Linked DNA regions of Homo sapiens: region 2 is linked to region 1. A link is an interaction called in ENCODE POLR2A ChIA-PET data of the cell type or tissue named here. Cell type or tissue: PC-9. All regions are shown on one strand. Region 1 overlaps SGMS1 (sphingomyelin synthase 1). Region 2 overlaps SGMS1 (sphingomyelin synthase 1).

Region 1 (5,000 bases):
AAACTTGTGTCATGGGGGTTTGTTGCATAGATTATTTCGTCACCCAAGTATTAAGCCCAGCATCCATTAGGTATTCTTCCTGATGCTCTCCCTCCCCCACCGCCCCCCTCTGACAGGTCCCAGTGTGTGTTGTTCACCTCTATGTGTCCACGTGTTCTCATCATTCAGCTCCCACTTGTAAGTGAGAACATGCAGTGTTTGGTTTTCTGTTCCCACATTAGTTTGCTAAGAATAACGGCCTCCAGCTCCATCCATGTCCCTGGAAAGGACATGATCCTGTTCTTTTGGATGGCTGCATAGTGTTCCATGGTATGTATGTACCACATTTTCTTTATCCAGTCTATCACTGATGGGCATTTAGGTGGATTCCATGTCTTTGCTATTGTGAATACTGCTGCAATGAACATACCTGTGCATGTGTCTTTGTAATAGAACAATTTATATTCCTTTGGGTATATACCCAGTAATGAGATGGCTGGGTTTGTTTAATTTGTATAAGTTCCTTATAGATTCTGGATATTAGACCTTTGTCAAATGTATAGCTTGCAAAAATTTTCTCCTATTATTTAGGTTATCTGTTTACTCTGCTGATAGTTTCTTTAACTGTGCAGAAGCTCTTTAGTTTAATTAGATCCCATTTGTCAATTTTTGCTTTTGATGAGACTACTTTTGGCATCTTCTTCATGAAATCTTTGCCTGTGCCTATTTTAATGCAGATAATTTGAGCTTCCTGCTTTACTATTCAAACTGCACTTAATAAGAATGGTTTCCTTAGTGTTCTATGAGCAAAAATTTCAAAATAGAAAACAAGCCATGTTTATCTCATAAGTTTAGAATATTTACTTTTCCATAAATGTATATAGGAAAAGTCAGTCAATCAGCTCTCTCAGCTGGAGAGAACAAATAATAGCTAGACTAGCACTTAGATGCTTTGACTTTTGCAACAACCCTAATGTAGATAAGGCATCCCTGTTTTCCAAAGAAAAGCCTGAAGTTCAGAAAAATACAGTGACATGCCTAAGTTAACCTACTTACTAAGTGACGGGGCTCAATTTTAAACACAGTTCTTCTATTTGAGCCAAAGTTTGTGGTTTTTGTCTGCTAGAACACTAACCATGAAAACCAAAAATAACAACAACAACAAAAAAGTTTCTAAGTAGCCAGAGAAAAAAAGACAACATATGAGAAGAAGAAGAGGAATGATGGCAGACATCTCATTCGAAACAGGTGTCCAGAAAACAATAATCAACATCTAAAGAGAAGGAGAAAAAAAAGACTGAATGCCCACCTAGAATTCTATATACAACAAAAAAATCTTTTAAAAAATAAAGACATTTTCACACAAATGAAAATGAGAGATTTGTTGCCAGTAAACCCACACTATAAGAAATGCTGAAGGAAGCTCTTCAAGCTAAAGCAAAATGATACCAGATATAGATGTAAACCCATAGAAAGGAATGAGGAACCTTGGAAATAATACATTGTATGTTAACATAAAAGACTTTTTTTCTTAATTTATTTAAAACATATATGACTAATACATACTATATTAAAAGTATAATATTGTATTATATAGTTTGTGACATATATAGATATAAAATGTACAAAGACAATAGCACAACAGATGGGGAGAGGCAAATGAAACCATATTATTGTAGGTTTCTTATATTTTACATGAAGCAATACCATATTAATTCAAGGAAAATTTTTTACTAAGGGTGAATATTGTGATCTGCAGAGTAACTACAAAACAGTAGTGCAAAGAAAACCTGAGAGAAATGTAAATGTTATACTAAAAATATTCAATAAACAGAGACACAGAATTTTTTAAAAGTCTAAAGGATAAGACATATAGGAAACAAGTTTTAAAATGGTAGATCTAAAACTAACATGTCAATATACAGTAAATGTAAATAGACTAAACATTTAATTAAAAGGCAGAAATCACCAGAATACATTAAAAAATGATACTGAACTATATGGTACCTAAATAGATGCATTTTAAATACAAAGTCACAGATAAACATGTAATAAAAGGATATACCAGTAGAAACTCAATACAAAAACCAGACAAACATAATAAAAGAAGACTACAGACTTATATCCCTCATAAAACATACATGGAGAAATTCTCAACAAAATACAGTGCTGGCATAAGGACAGATGAATAGAACAATGGATCAAAACAGAGATCACAAATAGACACACACATATACGACCAACAGATTTTCTGACCAAGATGTCAAAATAATTCAGTGGGTGTAAGGATAATTTTTTCAACAAATTGAGCAGAAACAAATAAATATTCATAGGGAAAGAAAAATGAATCCTGACTCCTACCTCACACTAATAACAAAAATTACTTAGAGCTGAGAGTGGTTGCGTGCACCTGTAATCACAACTACTCAAGAGGCCGAGGTAAGAGGATCACTTGAGCCCAGGAGTTCATATCCATCCTGGGCAACACAAGAAGACCCCATTTATTAAAAAAAAAATACTTTGAGAGAGGTCATACAACTAATTATAAAAGCTAAAACTATAAAGTATTTTAGGAAAACGTAGAACAATGGCTTTGCAATGATGAGGTAGACAAAATACTACCAATAAAAGAAAAACTAGCTAGTTGGACTTCATCAATATCAAAACTGCTTTTTGAAAGACAAAGTTAAGAAAATGAAAAGGCAACCACCAACTGGAAAAAATTCACCATACATGTATCTGACCAAAGACACGTATCCAGAATATATAAAGAACCACCATAATTTAATTTTTGAAAAGTCACACAACCCAATTGTTAAAATAGTAAAAGATTTGACAAGATACTTCATAAAAGAGGACACATGAATGGCCAATAAGTACATGAAAAAATTTTCAACATCATTAGTCACCAAGGAAACAACAGGAATCTACAAGATACCACTTTACCTGCACTGGAATGCTAATTTTAAAAATACTGAAAAAAGCAAGAGTTGGCAAAGACTTGGAGTACATTAGAGCATCTCATAAGTTGCTGATGGGCATACTGAATTATAAAGCCCTTTAGAAAAATGTTTGACAATTTTTAAGTAAATTTTTTATAAGATTAAATATACACTTACCCAATAATATACTTCTAAGAACACACTCAAAAGACATGAAAACTTGTGAACTTGTGTCCACAAATGTTGCGGGAAGTCAGGGACCCCAAATGGAGGGACTGGCTGAAGCCATGGCAGAAGAACATAAATTATGAAGATTTCATGGACATTTATTAGTTCCCCAAATTAATACTTTTATAATTTCTTACGCCTGTCTTTACTGCAATCTCTGAACATAAATTGTGAAGATTTCATGGACACTTATCACTTCCCCAATCAATACTCTAGTGATTTCCTACGCCTGTCTTTACTTTAATCTCTTAATCCCGTCATCTTCGTAAACTGAGGATGAATGTCACCTCAGGACCCTGTGATGATTGTGTTAACTGTACAAATTGTTTAAACAATATGAAATCTGGGCACCTTGAAAAAAGAACAGGATAACAGCGATGTTCAGGGAACAAGGGAGATAACCTTAAAGGCTGGCTGCCTGTGGGCTGGGTGGAACAGAGCCATATTTCTCTTCTTTCAAAAGCAAATAGGAGAAATATCACTGAATTCTCTTTCTCAGCAAGGAACACCCCTGAGAAAGAGAATGCATTTCTAAGGGGAGGCCTCTGAAATGGCTGCTTTGGGAATGTCTGTCTTTTACGATTGTAGATAAGGGAAGAGATAAGCCCCCATCTCCCCTAGTGCTCCCAGGCTTATTAGGATGAGGAAATTCCCACCTAATCAATTTTGGTCAGACCGGTTGTCTGCTCTCAAACCCTGTCTCCTGGTAAGATGTTATCAATGACAATGCGTGCCCGAAACTTCATTAGCAATTTTAATTTTGCCCCGGTCCTCTGATCTCACCCTGCCTCCATTTGCCTTGTGATATTTTATTACCTTGTGAAGCATGTGATCTCTGTGACCCACACCCTATTCATACACTCCCTCCCTTTTTGAAAATCACTAATAAAAACTTGCTGGTTTTGCGGCTTGCTGGGCATCACAGAACCTGCCAACATGTGATGTCTCCCCCAGACACCCAGCTTTAAAATTTCTCCCTTTTGTATTCTTTCCCTGTATTTCTCAAACAGGCCAACACTTAGGGAAAATAGAAAAGGACCCATATCGAATATCAGGGGCTGGTTTCCCCCGATACACAAAAAGACATACAATAATGTTCACAGTAGTTATATTCATAACAGCCAAAAACTGTAGACCATCCAAATGTCTATCAATAGGTGAATAACTTCATGCAATAGAATACTACTCAATAGCATGATACATGCAGTAAGAGTATGAATCTATAAAACACCAGCAAGTGGAGCAAAAGACACCAGGAGCATAAGCACACTCAGTATAACTACATATCTGAAGTTCTGAAAGAGGCAAAATCTACTGATAGAATCACACTCGCACACGTGTTTGCCTCTGGGATGGCACACCTGACTGAAAGTGGACACAAGAGAACTTTTTGGGATGATAGAGATGTTGGTTCACTATTCACTTCAAATTTGTACATTGTATAAATTATACCTAAATTTTAAAATAAATCACAAAATAATTTATTTGAATGAGTTCTGGAGGAGATATGGTCTCTCACAGGTCAAAAGTGTTTCTTTCTTATCTTGGGGAACAACTTCTAAAGCCTCAAAAATAGAAGGTGTGTGTGTTTAATTTACACATGTCATTTTTGAAATATATACCCAATCAAAGCAAAGGAAAACAAACTATTGTCTGCTTCCTATCTAAATAGTCTTTGAACATTTGTTCCAACCAAGGAGAATTAAAAGCAATCTGTCATTTAGATTTTATTTAATTTTACTTACCACATTAACAATTTAAAGGTTACTTTTAACAATTCAAGGGAGAGAGACTCAAAAAGAAAATAAACTATAAAACACAAATCCAAATTTTCTAATGTCTTATTCATTC
Region 2 (5,000 bases), 90 kb after region 1:
AAGTATAAGTATAGCTCATATCCATCTCAATTTTTAATATTAGAAGTGTTTTGGTCCTTATTTAGAAGTTTGGTGGTGTTTTTGTCATCAGAAATATGCCATAGGAACTTAACTCTTGTTTATATCAATTAGCCCATGAGAAAACTGGTTTCTTAACATGTTGTTTCTCTTAAGAATGACAGTTTCCAAGAACCTATCGATGACATTAAGTGAGGACTTACTGTTGTTAACCTTGCATCAAGTCAAATTATTTTTCTTAAAGCCCTAAAATTGCTAAAAGACTTTGGTTTATGAGTTGCCTATACAATCCTCCGCAAAATTCATGATTTGGAAGGTAGTTTTTAGGTCTTTAGCCGTAGGCTAAAGTGGTCCATCTTTTTTTATTGCTACATGGATCAGGTTTGGATTTCCCAGACTTTCTGTGACTGCAGAATAGACTGATAGCTGATTTCTTTGAATGTGTGATTACTTCAATTCACGTAAGCAATCCACCAAGTGCAGTTACTCGGTACCAAGTGCTGAGTTAGGTGCCAGGAACAGTAATAGTAAGGCATGAATTCTAAGAGCTCTGAGTCTGGTGGGGCATACACAACAAACTCACAAATAAATGAGACAGGTACCGCATAAATCCAAAGGATGAGATATTGATCTTCATGAAAAAAAATGCTGAGCTAATGTAGAGTAAACATAGAATATTTTTAAATACTCTTCTATTTTGAGTGGACTAATGTTTCCATATAACTTTTCTAAAAACAGAAACACTATTATACAAGTATTGCAATCTCACCGAAATCTTTGACAAAGATGATGAAAAATAAGTAGAGAGAGCTTTTTCCCCAAGAAATTCTTTTATTTTAGGTTTACTTTTTTTGTTTTAATTGTGATGGAACTGGCAAAGGTCAGGATTAAAGGGTTTTTTTCCCCTTAATTCAAAATACTGTTAAGATGAATTTTTCTTTTTTGACTTTAATATAACAGTCCTTCCTTTGTTCTGGTTTTCAGCACAGTGAATCAAAAGCACTCATGAATATTGGTAAGTTGAGAAATACAGCTTGAAACTCTGAAAGATCAGTGAACAAATGTTTGGTAATCAGATCAGCTTTAACATAGGAACTTGAAAATAAGAAATAGGAAGTTTCAGACCTTCTTTCTCTAACATTATTTGAATCATCAATTGTTTACATACGATGTTTTGCTTTATCTCTTCAGAACCTTTTAAAGGTTATTTGTAAGTGAACACACACATTTTTCTTAATTATGTTCAGGAAATAATAAATAATAATTTATTATTATGAAAGAGAACATATATAAATCTATAAGGAAAACACTAAGCCTTAAATAGGAAAAAACAGATAAAAATATATAAAGTTTATATACATGCATATGTAAATTACATAAGAAAAACAGAAATGGCTAATGAACACATGGTTAAATGAACCATGTTACATATAATATGACATCCTCTGCTCCGGTTAAAACCAAAAAAGGAAGTTGGGTATGGTGGCACATCCCTATAGTCCCAGCTACTTGGGAGGCTAAGGCAGAAGGATCACTTGAGCCCAGGAGTTCAAGTCTAGCCTTGTCTACACAGTAAGACCATATCTCAAGGAGAAAAAATAAGGAAAGTTAAAAACCATAAATTTATCCCCAAAATATATAGAATGTAAGTTTTTAAAGCCCAATAAACTATGCATCTATGTATTTACCTATCTGCACACACACATTTAAGTATAGCAAAAGGTCTACAAAGATACATTCAACTGATAAAAGTGGGTACTTATAGGGATGGAAAGGGAAAGAGAGAGGAGACAGTCAAAGAGGGCTCTGTATAGTGTTAAAATTTTTGAGATGTATTCATCTATCATTTGCATAACTAAAAAGAAGTTAAAATATAGTACTGGGCACATTAAAAATAATGTAACAAATAGACATTGTGGACATTGGCTCAATGTCACCTATTATTCAAAGGAATGTAAATTGAACCAACGCAATATTTTGTATTAAATTGGCACTTTAAAATATTCAATGCTACTGATAGTAAAATGAGATGAATGCTTCCCTACACAGGGAACCATTATCCATCAGGAGCCTTAAATATGCCCATGCTGTTTGACACAGTTCCAGTTTGAATCTATCTTAAGGAAATAATTAGAAATGAGGATAAAATTTGTATTACTGTTTTCACTACTAAGATGCAAAATTACCCAATCGTTCAACAACAGGGAAGCGATTTACAAAACTGAGATATTCACATAGTTGAATAGTATGCAGCCATTAAAAATTATATTCATGCAGAAATGCTTCAGATATTAAATGAGGACAGCAGGATGCAAAAATAGTCTTAAAAATATAAAATATATACACATAGAAAAAGAATAGGCAAAATACACCAAATAGGTTAACAAAATGATAGCTGTGTTCTCACACCTTTCTTGTTTAGTTTTGTATCCACAGCAACTCAAACAGTTTCCAGCTTATGGCATCAGACATGCAGACATTGCTAAGTGAATAACTTTTCCATTAAAAACAATAGCTATTGGCCAGATGTGGTGACTCATGCCTGTAATCCCAGCACTCTGGGAGGCCGAGGCGGTTGAATCACCTGAGGTCAGGAGTTCAAGACCAGCCTGGCCAACATGGTGAAACCGTCTCTACTAAAAATACAAAAATTAGCCCGGCATGGTGGCAGGTGCCTGTAGTCCCAGCTACTCGGGAGCCTGAGGGAGGAGAATCACTTGAACCTGGGAGGGAGAGGTTGCAGTGAGCCAAGATCACACCACTGCACTCCAGCATGGTGAGAAAGTGAGAGTCCATCTCAAAACAACAACAACAACAACTATCATCTTAAAAAGTGTCTAGTCTTTTTAATTGTACCCTAGCTGTTCATATGAAGCATGCCTATGCACAGAATTTATTCTGAGAAATGCTGCTGCAAGTATTTCCTTAAAGCAAGCTTATTTTTTTTTTCTTTGAGATGGAGTCTCACTCTGTCACCAGGCTGGAGTGCAGTGGTGCAATCTCAGCTCACTGCAACCTCCGCCTCCCGGGTTCAAGCGATTCTCCTGCCTCAGCTTCTCAAGTAGCTGGGATTACAGGTACAGGTGCACCACCACACCTAGCTAATTTTTGTATTTTGAGTAGAGATGGGGTTTCACCATGTTGGCTAGGATGGTCTCGATCTCTTGACTTCGTGATCCACCCGCCTCGGCCTCCCAAAGTGCTGGGATTACAGGCATGAGCCACCACGCCAGGCCAAGCTTAAATTCTTAATGGGCTGATTCACAGATACCACTCTATGACCACAGGATCTAGGTGTTAAGATGGAAACTTGACTCTTCTGAACATCAGCTCTAGAGTCTGAGATGCTCTCACACCTCTGATTCAGCCACTTTTGGGGGAGAGGGGCCAAGCTTGGCCTTTATGGCTGCTACCCAACCCCACTCAGACATGAATGTATTACGTCTCAGTGGGAATTTCCTAGGCAGAGCTTCAAACTAGACAAATGTAGTTAGTATTACTGTATTAGATTTCATTTTTATACATTCTTCTTCTTTACTATATTGATATCCCTTCTTGCTTCACATCCTTCAGTTCTTCCCCCACACATATCCACTCCTTGTAATCAAAATCCTCATTTCCAGCTGGGCACAGTGCTCATGCCTGTAATCCTAACACTTTGGGAGGCTGAAGTCGAAAGATCTCTTGAGCCCAGGAGTTTGAGACCAGCCTGGGCAACACACCAAGACCCCATCTCTACCAAAAATCAAAAATTAGTCAAAAATGGTGGTGCACGCGTATAGTCTCAGCTACTCAGGAGAATGAGGTGGGAGGATCCCTTGAACCCAGGAGATCAAGGCTGCAGTGAGCTGTGATTGTGCCACTGCATAAACAGTCAAGACCCTGTCTCAAAAAAATGAACAAAGAAACAAACAAACAAACAAAAAAAACCCATTTCCTTTTGAGGAATAAACCTATCAGAAATATTTAGATTTAAAATGATAGAATATATAATTATTGAGATTTTAAATGATTAGAACTACCAGGAATATTTGGAGTAAAGGGTCAACAAGGCACCTGTTAATAATCATGTTTTTATTGCTGTATTAAACTGCTTAATTACAAAAATAATTCTACATGCTCACAGAAAACATTTTATGTACAGCACTAAAGCTCTAAGAGGAAAAACTACCTAGAATTTCACTTCTCAAAGATAATCCAAGTGAATATTTTGATTAATGCCCTTCCAGGTCTCTCCTCCATGTTTACAAAGTTTCCTTATTGAAATCTTAATCTGTTTATTATAGCATGTTTTTCATACATTTTGTCCCATGTCATACTTTTCTTCATACATGAAAAATATGAAAAACATGCTATAATCATTGTCATCATTAAAAACATGCTATAATCATTGTCAAGATTATGCAATAGTCTATCATATAGGTGAATTATATTTATTCAATCCCCTTTTGGACATCATCTGGGTTGCTTCCAATGTTCAGCATTTAGGCATCCTCAGAGTGAAATCTCTGAATACATCACTAATCATTTCCTTAGAAGTTACTCTTAGAAGTAGAGTAACAGAGAGACAAAGGGTTGACACATTGCTTCTTGTTTGGTCCCCAGGCCTTCCAGGGAAAACAGCCCACTGAGTCATCTTAGCATTTGCATTTCTCTCAAGCTCCTTTGGCTGAATTTTCCCAGTCTGCATCTCTAACATGTCTAACTGAATGACTGATACATATCAATGCATATCCCAGGACCCTCTACTGATCTTGTTTGATCCTTAGTTCAAACCTTTGTTTTTTCCACACAGTAGCTTTCTGATCAACGGACAAAGTAACCTTTTCTCCAGAAAGTTTGGAGTATGGAGCCTGTACCTCCAAATCTCAAACCCTCCTACTGCTAAGACTACTCACCTGGGATGGTGTCAGAGATAAAATGTTGGGGTACTCAGCCCTCTACCCCATTTCATGATGCTAACACTTAATTTACTTAGCATC

The links. ChIA-PET counts read pairs that join two places held together with the same protein. Peaks named below come from ENCODE experiments on the same cell type or tissue, not always from the same donor. Only the 100,000 strongest peaks of a DNase experiment are listed, where the experiment ranks them.
Region 2: POLR2A ChIA-PET joins it to region 1 with 5 read pairs; 4 of 35 experiments call an interaction of 5 or more read pairs at or near these places.

The regions. Positions count from the first base shown.
Region 1 is chr10:50,442,242-50,447,241 of GRCh38, forward strand. The region is part of intron 5 of SGMS1 (sphingomyelin synthase 1); the gene reads right to left. Among named protein-coding and RNA genes, the nearest start is that of SGMS1, 180 kb to the right of the region's middle. In PC-9, no CTCF peak of the experiment used is centred here; no DNase peak of the experiment used is centred here.
Region 2 is chr10:50,532,414-50,537,413 of GRCh38, forward strand. All of the region lies in intron 2 of SGMS1 (sphingomyelin synthase 1), which reads right to left. Among named protein-coding and RNA genes, the nearest start is that of SGMS1, 89 kb to the right of the region's middle. In PC-9, no CTCF peak of the experiment used is centred here; a DNase peak (open chromatin) is centred at 2,498; H3K27ac peaks cover 1,477 bases.